Regions from separate parts of the Homo sapiens genome. Here region 2 is linked to region 1. A link is an interaction called in ENCODE POLR2A ChIA-PET data of the cell type or tissue named here. Cell type or tissue: GM12878. All regions are shown on one strand. Each heading gives the region's core, and the rest is flanking DNA. Links, peaks and the distances in the headings are about the cores only. Region 1 overlaps MINDY2 (MINDY lysine 48 deubiquitinase 2). Region 2 overlaps MINDY2 (MINDY lysine 48 deubiquitinase 2).

What was found. ChIA-PET counts read pairs that join two places held together with the same protein. Peaks named below come from ENCODE experiments on the same cell type or tissue, not always from the same donor. Only the 100,000 strongest peaks of a DNase experiment are listed, where the experiment ranks them.
Region 2: POLR2A ChIA-PET joins it to region 1 with 6 read pairs; 6 of 35 experiments call an interaction of 5 or more read pairs at or near these places.

Annotation. Positions count from the first base shown.
Region 1 is chr15:58,772,636-58,778,016 of GRCh38, forward strand. All of the region lies in intron 1 of MINDY2 (MINDY lysine 48 deubiquitinase 2), which reads left to right. Among named protein-coding and RNA genes, the nearest start is that of MINDY2, 4.0 kb to the left of the region's middle. In GM12878, for the core only: no CTCF peak of the experiment used is centred there; a DNase peak (open chromatin) is centred at 4,636; H3K4me3 peaks cover 3,226 bases; H3K27ac peaks cover 406 bases.
Region 2 is chr15:58,840,579-58,845,959 of GRCh38, forward strand. All of the region lies in intron 6 of MINDY2 (MINDY lysine 48 deubiquitinase 2), which reads left to right. Among named protein-coding and RNA genes, the nearest start is that of MINDY2, 72 kb to the left of the region's middle. In GM12878, for the core only: no CTCF peak of the experiment used is centred there; a DNase peak (open chromatin) is centred at 2,333; H3K4me3 peaks cover 517 bases; H3K27ac peaks cover 2,191 bases.

The sequences.
Region 1 (5,381 bases), core at 253-5,252:
TGGACTAAGTTTTCATGGTTATATTTAGTTTGATTTCCAACTAATGCCCCATTTGTGTGTAGATACTTAAGAGAATGGTGATGGGGAAGATGTGGCTCTTTAGACAAATTCCATTTAAGGAAAAGCATTGGTCTGAGACCCAATTACCGTAACTTCTTGGTTTTCAAAGATTGTTTTCATTTTATGCATGATTTTTACTTGCCTCATTTCTTTGGCTCTCCTTAAATGGTTTGGCATTATTACCAGTAACCATGCATCCGAATGTGTTAAGGGAGCTAAAACTCTAAAGAACTAAAATAAGAAAAGGTATGTCTAAGGTGAAGGAGCAAAAAAGGGAAAGACCCTTAAAAATAGGTATGTTGAGGACTCAGAGCGAGTTACCTGTCAAATGAAGTGTCTCATTTAAGCTTGCAGTGTTAGGGTGCTGAGAAGATGCATCTCACAGCACCTATTTTATTTTCAAATTGATAATTATATCTGTAGATGCAATGTTTCCTAGGAAAAAAAAACAAAACAAACTGGGTGTGGTGGTGTGCGCCTGTAATCCCAGCTACTCCGTAAGCTCAGCTACTCTGGAGGCTGACACAAGACAATCGCTTGAGCCCAGAAGTTTGAGACCAGCCTGGGCAATACAGTGAGACCCTATATTAAAAGAAAAAGAAAAATAACCTGGATTCTTCTAAACACTTAGGTAGAAAATCAAGTAAAGGGAATAGTGTTTATCAAACATGCCTTTATCTTCCTGTCGCTAGCAAGGACTGATAGAAAAGAAATAAAATTAGAAACCTTGCCATTGTCTGGTGCATAATGGCACTGAGATGTTTTAAGTGAAGACAGTACCTGCCCTTAAAAGGCTGTCAAGCTGTTTGAGGTGGCATCATTAACTTACTGGAAACTGTTTAAGAACAAGAAATAGTAAGTTATATGAGACAAGTGGTAGGTAAACTGTGGTAAATCTGTGGAAATGCATTTGATATTCAAAAAGGGGACATTTTCCTTTGGTATGGCGTAGTCCTAGAAAACTTCATGGGATTTATGGGTCTTGAACCAATCTTTTTTTTTTTCGTTTGTTTGTTTGTTTTAAAGACAAATTAGAGCAATTTAACAGATCTTTTAAGGAAGAGAATTTAGAATAACAGGGAAATGGAATTCCCAGGGGAGAGAAGAGTATAAACCAAAGGAATGAAAATAGAATGGATATTGTGTGTTTATATGTTTATTACATGACAGAAGTGGTAAGCTAATGTTGGAGAATAATGAAAAATAAGGTTGAAAAGGTGAACAAGAGCCATTTGATAAGGGCCCTCAACTAGGGAGTTAGTTAGACTTGCTCTAACGGGCCAGAGTCCCTAATCTTTTTTGTAGGAAGGAATAACTATTATTTTCCTTTAGTCTTTTTTCTTATGTAGTACTGCAGAAATTCAGAGGAAAGGGCAAGTACTGTGGTGTGGAGTATTTGGGGATAGATGCATATTAAACTGACTCATTCAATTCAGACAGATTCAAGTGAATGATCAAGTGTTTGGGTTCCCACTGTGCGTGAGGTACTAGAAATGCAAAGATGAGGCCGGGCGCGGTGGCTCACGCCTGTATTCCCAGCATTTCGGGAGGCCGAGGCGGGTGGATCACCTGAGGTCAGGAGTTCGAGACCACCCTGGCCAACATGGTGAAACCCCGTCTCTACTAAACATACAAAAAATTAGACGGGCATGGTGGTGGGCACCTGTAATCCCAGCTACTTGGGAGGTTGAGGCAGGAGAATCTCTTGAACCCAGGAGGTGGAGGTTGCGGTTAGCCGAGATCACGCCACTGCACTCCAGCCTGGGCAACAAGAGTGAAACCCCGTCCCAAAAAAAGAAAAAAAAAAAAAAAAAAGGAAATGCAAAGATGAGTATGATGCAAATCTGCCCTCGTGTAGCTGACTATCTAGTGGGATGACAGACATATAAACAATAATTACAGTGCAATGTGAGAAGCTCTAATATGCTATGGAAGTGCAGAGAAAACGGTAATTGGGGAGGGGATTATCAAGGGAAGACTTCATAGAAGAGATAACCTGTGAACTAGATCCAAAGGATGAGTGAGAGAAGACCTTCTGGGCAAAGAGAATAGTGTATTGAAAGATACTGAAGCAGAAAAGGGTTTCTTCTACTTGGAACCTTCAACCTTGGTTGAAGTGTGCAGCATAGGAGGTAAACGAAATGGTGGTAATAGCAGGACATAAAATTGATGGGTTTTATCAGACTGTGAATGAGCAAGCATGCTAATGAATTTGGAGATTATTTTGTAAATCTGTGGTTATCAGTGTTTTTTTTCTCCAGCCTGTTGATGCCCACAAAAACCAGTCATAAGTAATCATTGATGAAGAGATGGATAAGCGAAGCAAAGTAGAGCAGTATTCTCAAAGTGAGCCAGGGGTACTAGAAGTCAAAGCTATTTTTATGATAATACTAAGATGTTATTTGCCTTTTTCACTCTTACTCTCTTACAAGTGTCCGTGGAGTTTTTCAGGCTACATGATGTAATGACATCGCTCTGTCAGTTAATGCAATGTGTGCCTCTGTACTTTGTGTTTTAAATTTTTCTCAATTTTAATTTATAATAAGGTAGATATAGATAGATATCCACATAGATGAAAGTTATTGGGGGTCCTCAATCATTTTTAAGACTGTAAAGGGCTCTGGGAACAAAAAGTTTGAGAAATGCTTTAGTAGAGAAAAACAGTAAATGGGGTGTGAAGGTGGTTGTCAGATTTCAGAGGACCCATGGCTATAGGTGTTTAGACTTTATATATAGCTGATATTGGAGCTATTATAAATTGCTAGATAAAGAAATGACATGAAGAAAGTGGTCTTTTACTTTGATATTAGGCTAGAAGTAAGATTGTAGTGAGTGTAGCACGAAGAATTGATGCAGATAGCGCTTTGGTTAGAGAGTTCTTTGTCCCCCTCTTTGATGAGGATAATGTAGCGTTCCCAATGATGACTTCTCCCAATGATGACTATAAGAAGTGAAGACAGTAACAGCATTTTTCAAACCTGGGTAATAGAGATTGGCTGGATCTTTCCAAAGATAGGGAAGGTATGAAGGGAATTATTTTAGATGGGAAAGTTGATGCCAAAGTTTGGTTGTGTTGAGTTGGAAATGTCCAGTGGGGGGCATAAAAATATAAATGTTCGTTATGCTGTTAGAAGCATGGACTGGGTCTCAGTAAAGAGGCTAAATTTTTTTTTTTTTTTTTTTGAGACAGAGTCTCACTCTGTCTTGCCCAGGCTAGAGTGCAGTGGCAGGATCTTGGCTCACTGCAGCCTCTGCCTCCCGGGTTCAAGTGATTCTCCTGTCTCAGCCTCTCGAGTAGCTGGAATACAGATGTGTGCCACCACACCAGCTAATTTTGTATTTTTAGTACAGACAGGGTTTCACCATGTTAGCCTGGCTGGTCTCGAACTCCTGACCTCAGGTGATCCACCTGCAAGAGGCTATAAAATTATAGAGAAAAATCAAATTGGGAAATTACTACATAGAGTAAATATGGTAGTACTACATAGAGTAAATATGAGACTAAATGAATTCTCCAGAGAGTAGTGAGCAATAGTTCTCAACTTTTCTTCCATCCCAATATATGTGAGAGTGACAAATTGCCAGCAGAAACATCCTCTCCATCCTGCCTCAGTCTCCCCATTCCCTCTCCTCCCCTACCTCATTCTCCAGGAGACAGAGAGAAAACAGAGGAATAAAGATTACACTGGGGAAGGAGGGGAAGAATATTAAGGGTGAGAGAGTGAAAAACCAGCATGGGCACAATTTGAGATGTGGAATGAGAACTAGAAATAGGGCAATGTCATGATAGTATTCAGGGAAAGAGAATGTAATAAAAATGTAGTACATTACTATTGTCAAATGCAGCAGCATCAGAGAGCTAATAGAGTAGGGAAGATTCTGCTGAAAATGACAGGTGTAGGGACAAGGTCACTGAAAAGTCAGGATAACATGGAATCCTCAGTTCTCTTTAGAGGAAAGGAACAACAACCGTATTTTCTGAAGTAGTGGGAGGAATGGAACAAGAAAAATACAGAGACAAGGTCACGTTAAGATAGAGAGGTAGGCCGTGTGTGGTGGCTCATGCCTGTCGTCCCAGCATTGTGGGAGGCTAACACAGGAGGATCGCTTGAGCCCAGGAGTTTGAGACCAGCTGGGGCAATATAGTGAGACCCCCATCTCTGTAAAAAAAAATTATAATAAGGAAAAAAGAGAGGTAGATGAAAATTGAAGCCTCATATTTTTCAGTTTGGCAAAGTAACCATTGAACTAATAAGTAGTAACTATTGAACTCATTAATAATTAAGATTGTAAAGCATTTGACCCGGTGAATTTTGTGAGAAAAGCATATTGCATTTTAAAGGAGAATCTCAGTGGAGATTATGCTTAGGAATTTGAGGCACAAACAGAAAGACTGACAATTAGTAGCATGAATAAATTGAGGTTTTCTTTAAAAACTATTAGCATATCAGTTTTGCTTTGTTTTTGGTCTTTCCCTAGTTCGCTTATGTCCGGAAATAGGAGCAGGAAGAATGACTGGTTAGAGTTATCAAGACTTGGGCTTTTCTTTCAAGAACTGACACCTGGGGTATAGGGGCAGAGAATTAGAGAATTGAAAGTGAAAACAGCTGATCATCTGAAATTATTAGAAAATCAATAGACTGAACAAACCGGGAGGATTTGAGCAAAGGAGTAAGTGTAGTGGTTCTGGATGAGAAGTGACAGTAAAAATGATCAAACAGAGTAAGGACTGAGTTGAAAGTATTGGTTCAGAACTGCTAGAGAGTAGGCGATCATTCATAATCTATTAAGTAGTTGGCTAGGCAGTGTGGCTAACGCCTGGAATCCTAGCACTTTGGGAGGCCGAGGCCAGAGGATCAGTTGAGCCCAGGAGTTTGAGACCAGCCTGGTCAACATAATGAGACCCCATCTCTATAAAAGAAAAAAAAACTTTTTTTTAATTATAAAAAAAGAAAATCTGTTGAATAGTTGAGCTGTGATGCTCTAACATCAAGAAAGACATCTATTTATTACATTTAATTCGAGCTCAAATTTGTAATTTTGTTTACCTCTCATTTTCAAGAGATAGTTTCATCTACCTCTGTATTTTTCCTTTTTGTTGTTTTTTTATGGAGACGGGGTCTCACTATAGTGCCCCAGCTAGTCTCAAACTCCTGGGCTCAAATTACAAATTATACCAGGTAAATTTATCAAAATGTATGACTTAGAATACATTTTTGTTTTGCTTCTTTTTGACTATATTTGATTTTTAATAGTTTTTAAAAATCTTATTTTAGCTGTAATAAGTGCTATTTATAGGTTTATTTGAGGGCTGTGACCCA
Region 2 (5,381 bases), core at 258-5,257, 68 kb after region 1:
CTGGGCGGATCCTCTTTGTGAAATACACATTGACCTCACTATTTATTTACTTATTATTATTATTATTATTATTATTATTATTATTATTATTATTTTGAGATGGAGTCTTTCTCTGTCACCCAGGCTGGAGTGCAGTGGTGTGATCTCGGCTCAGTGCAAGCTCCGCCTCCCAGGTTCATGCCATTCTCCTGCCTCAGCCTCCCGAGTAGCTGGGACTACAGGCCCCCGCCACCATGCCCAGCTAATTTTTTTTTTTTTTTTTTGTATTTTTAGTAGAGATGGGTTTTCACCGTGTTAGCCAGGATGGTCTCGATCTCCTGACCTCGTGATCTGCCTGACTCGGCCTCCCAAAGTGCTGGAATTACAGGTGTAAGCCACTGCGCCTGGCCAATTTTTTTTTTTTTTTAATTTTTTTTGGTGTGTGAGACACTTTCATTCTGTCACCCAGGCTAGAGTGCAGTGGCATGATCTTGGCTCACTGCAACCTCTGCCTCCCGGGTTCAAGAGATTCTCATGCCTCAGACTCCTGAGTAGCTGGGATTATAGGCGCGCACCACCATGTCCAGCTAATTTTTTGTATTTTTAGTAGAGACAGAGTTTCACCATGTTGACCAGGCTGGTGTTGAACTCCTGACCTCAAGTGATCCACCCACCTCAGCCTCCCAAAGTGCTGGGATTACAGGCATGAGCCACTGCACTGAGCCAACTTCATGATTTTCTTATAAATAATTTCAATTTTGGGGGCCAGATACAGTGGCTTACGGCTATAATCCCAACACTTTGGAAGGTTTATGATTCTATGAAGATAATACGCTTTTCCTTTCTTTTCTTTTTTTTTTTTTTTGAGACAGAGTTTCACTCTTGTTGCCCTTCCTGGAGTGCAATGGTGTGATCTTGGCTCATTGCAACCTCTGCCTCCCAGGTTCAAGCAATTTTCCTGCCTTAGCCCCCCAAGTAGCTGGGATTACAGGTGCATACCACCATGCTTGGCTAATTTTGTACTTTTAGTAGAGACACAGTTTCACCATGTTCGTCAGGCTGGTCTCGAACTCCTGACCTCAGGTGATCCACCTGCCTCGGCCTCCCAGAGTGCTGGGATTACAGGCGTGAGCCACCGCGCCCGGCTGATCTGTGCTTTTCAACAGCATAACTAGATTGATTTCTGTGAGCAGAGTGAGGAGACCATAAGAGAGCAAATGCTTTCCTGTGGGTCACTATAGATAGTGAGATGACTATTTATCCATGCAGGAAATTTGAAAGTGTAAAGATGGGTTGTAAATAAACCATTTCTGTCCTAGAAACAGACTCATTTAAGTCAGTTTTGCTTCTCATATTATACATATGATCATGACTGTTGGATTCCTATCCTTACCTAATTCTATATCCTAGATCTAGTTGTTGCATTTCATTTTTATGGCCCTCCTTCACCACCCTCTGATAACTTCTGCTTGCTCTTAACTAAGATTACATAGCCCCTGTCTAGATCACATAGCTTCTAGATCTTTGGTTCATATAATGATATCTGCATAGCTCTTTTCCTATTATGACTTCTTGATTGTCCTTTTACCATAGCAACCTTTATATTCATGTCATAACTGTTTCCCCTATCTCTTGGTTTTAAATTACTGACATCTCTGAAGTATATTCAGTCCCAACGTTTTTGAGGTTGGTTGTTTTGTTGTTGTTATTTCTTTTTTACCATAAACTCAGTCAGATGGTATGAGGTTGGTTCTGTTTGCTTTTTTACTCTATGTTTAGGGATTAGAAGTGAAAAGTAGTTTAGAAGGAGGTACAGTTCTGGATAAATACTAAAACCATGTTAAAGAAATAAATTTGTTTATTCTATTTCCTCTTTGACTAAGGCCATAGTGGAAATTTTTTTCACAGAATGCTACATTTAAGTAACAATCCATTAAGTTTAGCTATTTTTAAAGCTGGTTGATATATCAAAAATTGTCACTTTTTAAATTAAAAGGGGAGGGGGCAGAATTTGGAAACTGGAATAAGGAAAGTGATGATTCCATAGTACAAGCAGAGAGATTCATCTTTTTCTCTTAAATAGGAGATAGAAGCAGATAGACACAGAAATTGAGATCGATTTAGATGATACTCATGAATATAATATCTTCTGTTTATGAAGCAGTTAGAGGCTTTGTACTATATTAAGCATTTTATATGGATTATCTCATTTAATCTTCACAACTCCTCTGTGAGGAGTGGATATTATTATTCTCACTTAATGGCTGAGGGAACATGTAAAGACCCTAAGTAACTTGCCCAAGACCATTTAGCTTATCAGCATTTCCAGTGTGACTTTCAAGTCCACTTTCAACTTGACTTTCAAGTCAACAACTATGCTTCACTGCCTCTCTGGGTGGATAAGAAAGTGCTTTTTTGGATAAGACTACATTTGTTAAGTAGGAGTAGTAATTTCATTTTTGATACTTAAAATACTTTAGAAACTCTCTTAGAAATGTATAAATTTTCAAATTATAAAGTACCTTAGAAACTTCAAAATTTCTAAGAAGAAAAAACTAAAGTCTAGAGATGTTAAGTAATTTGTGTTTAGGTGTGTTGGTGTTTTGTTTTGAGACAGAGTCTCGCTCTGTCGCCCAAGCTGGAGTACAGTGGCACAATCTTGGCTCACTGGATCCTCTATCTCTTGGGTTCAAGCGATTCTTCTGCCTCAGCCTCCTGAGTAGCTGAGACTACAGGCATGTACCACTACACCTGGCTAACTTTTTGTATTTTTAGTAGAGACGGGGTTTCACCATATTGGCCAGGCAGGTCTGAAACTCCTGACCTCAAGTGATATGTCCACCTCAGCCTCCCAAAGTGCTAGGATTACAGGCGTGAGCCACCACACCCGACCTAGAGATGTTAAGTAATTTGAATCCGAGCTAGTTAACCAAAAATATTTAGCCAGTGCTTTCCTCCATATTGGATCACAAAAGAACACGGAATGAAAACCTATTCTGTCCAGAAATACCCTCGTAAATTAATTCTACATGGAGTAGTTACTTGTATTAACAACATACCTGACAGTGGAGTTCGAGACCAGCCTGACCAACACAGTGAAACCCCCTCGCTACTAAAAATACAAAAATTAGCCGGGCGTGGTGGTGGGCACCTGTAGTCCCAGCTACTCAGGAGGCTGAGGCAGGAGAATGGCGTGAACCTGGGAGGCGGAGTTTGCAGTGAGCCAAGTCACGCCACTGCACTCCAGCCTGGGCAACAGAGTGAGACTCTGTCTCAAAAAAAAAAAAAAAAAAAAAAATCCTGACAATATCATCACAATTTGTAAATTGATAAAGTAGAAGAAAACTTGTCAAATTTAATAATATTTTATAAATTTACAAATTGTGACAATATTGACATTTATATAATTTGAACTAATACACAATTAAGAATTTAATGCATTAAAACCTATTCTATATTATTATTTATGAAATTTTTCAGTATTTTAAAAACTGATGAAATTAGAAGGAAGATTTGAGTCTTAAGAAAGCATTGACTGCATAATCTAGCAAAAGTGCTGGAATATCAGTGCAAGAAATATTCTTGATAGTGATTTAACCATAGACTCTCAGGATCAGATGGGCCTAAACTAGTACTATAGTCATAGATATTTTGCTATTCTATGCTATACTTACATAAAGGAACTGTGGACTAATAATCTCCATTGTTGGCCGGGCACGGTGGCTCACGCCTGTAATCCCAGCACTTTGGGAGGCCGAGGCGGGTGGATCACAAGGTCAGGAGATTGAGACCATCCTGGCTAACACGGTGAAACCCCGTCTCTACTAAAAAATACAAAAAAAAAATTAGCCGGGCATGGTGGCGGGCGCCTGTAGTCCCAGCTACTTGGGAGGCTGAGGCGGGAGAATGGGGTGAACCCAGGAGGCGGAGGTTGCAGTGAGCCAAGATTGTGCCACTGCACTCCAGTACTCCAGCCTGGGCGACAGAGCGAGACTCCGTCTCAAAAAAAAAAAAAAAAAAAAAAATCTGCATTGTTGACAGTGAACCAGTTATAGTTTTTTTAAAAAAATAAACGTCAGGCCAGGCGCGGTGGCTCATACCTGTAATCCCAGCACTTTGGGAAGCTGAGGCGGTGGATCATCTGAGGTCAGGAGTTCGAGACCAGCCTGGCCAACATGGTGAAACTCCATCTCTACTAAAAATACAAAAATTAGCCAGGCGTGGTGGTGTGCTCCTATAGTTGCAGCTACTTGGGGCTGAGGCAGGACAGTCGCTTGAACCCAAGAGGCTGAGGCTGCAGTGAGCCAAGATCACACCACTGCACTCCAGCCTGGGCGACAGAGTGAGACTGAGACCCTGCCTAAAAAAAAAAAAAAAAAAAAAAAATGAAAGGACAACCCACAAAATGGGAGAAAACATTTGCAAACTACCTATGTGACAAGGGATTAATAACCAGAACATATAAGGAGCTCAAACAGCTCTCTAGAAAAAAAAAAATCTCATAATCAAATTTAAAACGGGAAAATGATTTCAGTAGACATTTCTCCAAAGAAGTCATGCAAATGAGGCCAGGTGTGGTGGCTCACACCTGTAATCCCAGCACTTTGGGAGGCCCAGGTGGGCAGATCACTTGAGGTCAGGAATTCGAGACCAGCCTGGCCAACATGGTAAAACCCCATCTCTACTAAAAATACAAAAATTAGCCAGGTGTGATGGTGGGTATCTGTAATCCCAGCTACTCAGGAGCCTGAGACAGGAGAATCACTTGGACCTGGTAGATGGAGGTTGCAGTGAGCCAAGGTCACACCACTGAACTCCAGCCTGGGCAACAGAATGAGACTCCATCTTAAAGAAAAAAGATAAACAAATGGCAGACAGGTATGTGAAAAGGTGCTGAACATCACTGGTCATCTGAGAAATGCAAATCAAAACTATGAGATATCATCTCACCCCAGTTAAAATGTCTTTTTTCCAAAAGACAGACAATAACAAATGTTGGTGAGGATATGGAGAAAAGGGAACCCTTATACACTGTTGATGGGAATATAAATGAGTACAACCACTATGGAGAACAGTTTAGAGGTTCCTCAAGACACTAAAAGTAGAGCTGTTATACAATCCGGCAATCCCACTCCTAAGAATATACTCAAAAGAAAGGAAATCAGTATATCAAAGAGATATCTGCACTCCCAGGTTTATTGCAGCACTATTCGCAATAGCCAAGATGTGGAATCAAGCTGTGTCCATTGACAGACAAGTGGATAAAGAAAATGTGGTACACATACACAACGGAGCACTATTCACACACAAAACAGAATGACATCCTGTCAAATGCAACAACATGGATGGAACTGGAGGTCATAATGTTAAGTGAGATAAGCCAGGCACAGAAAGACACACTT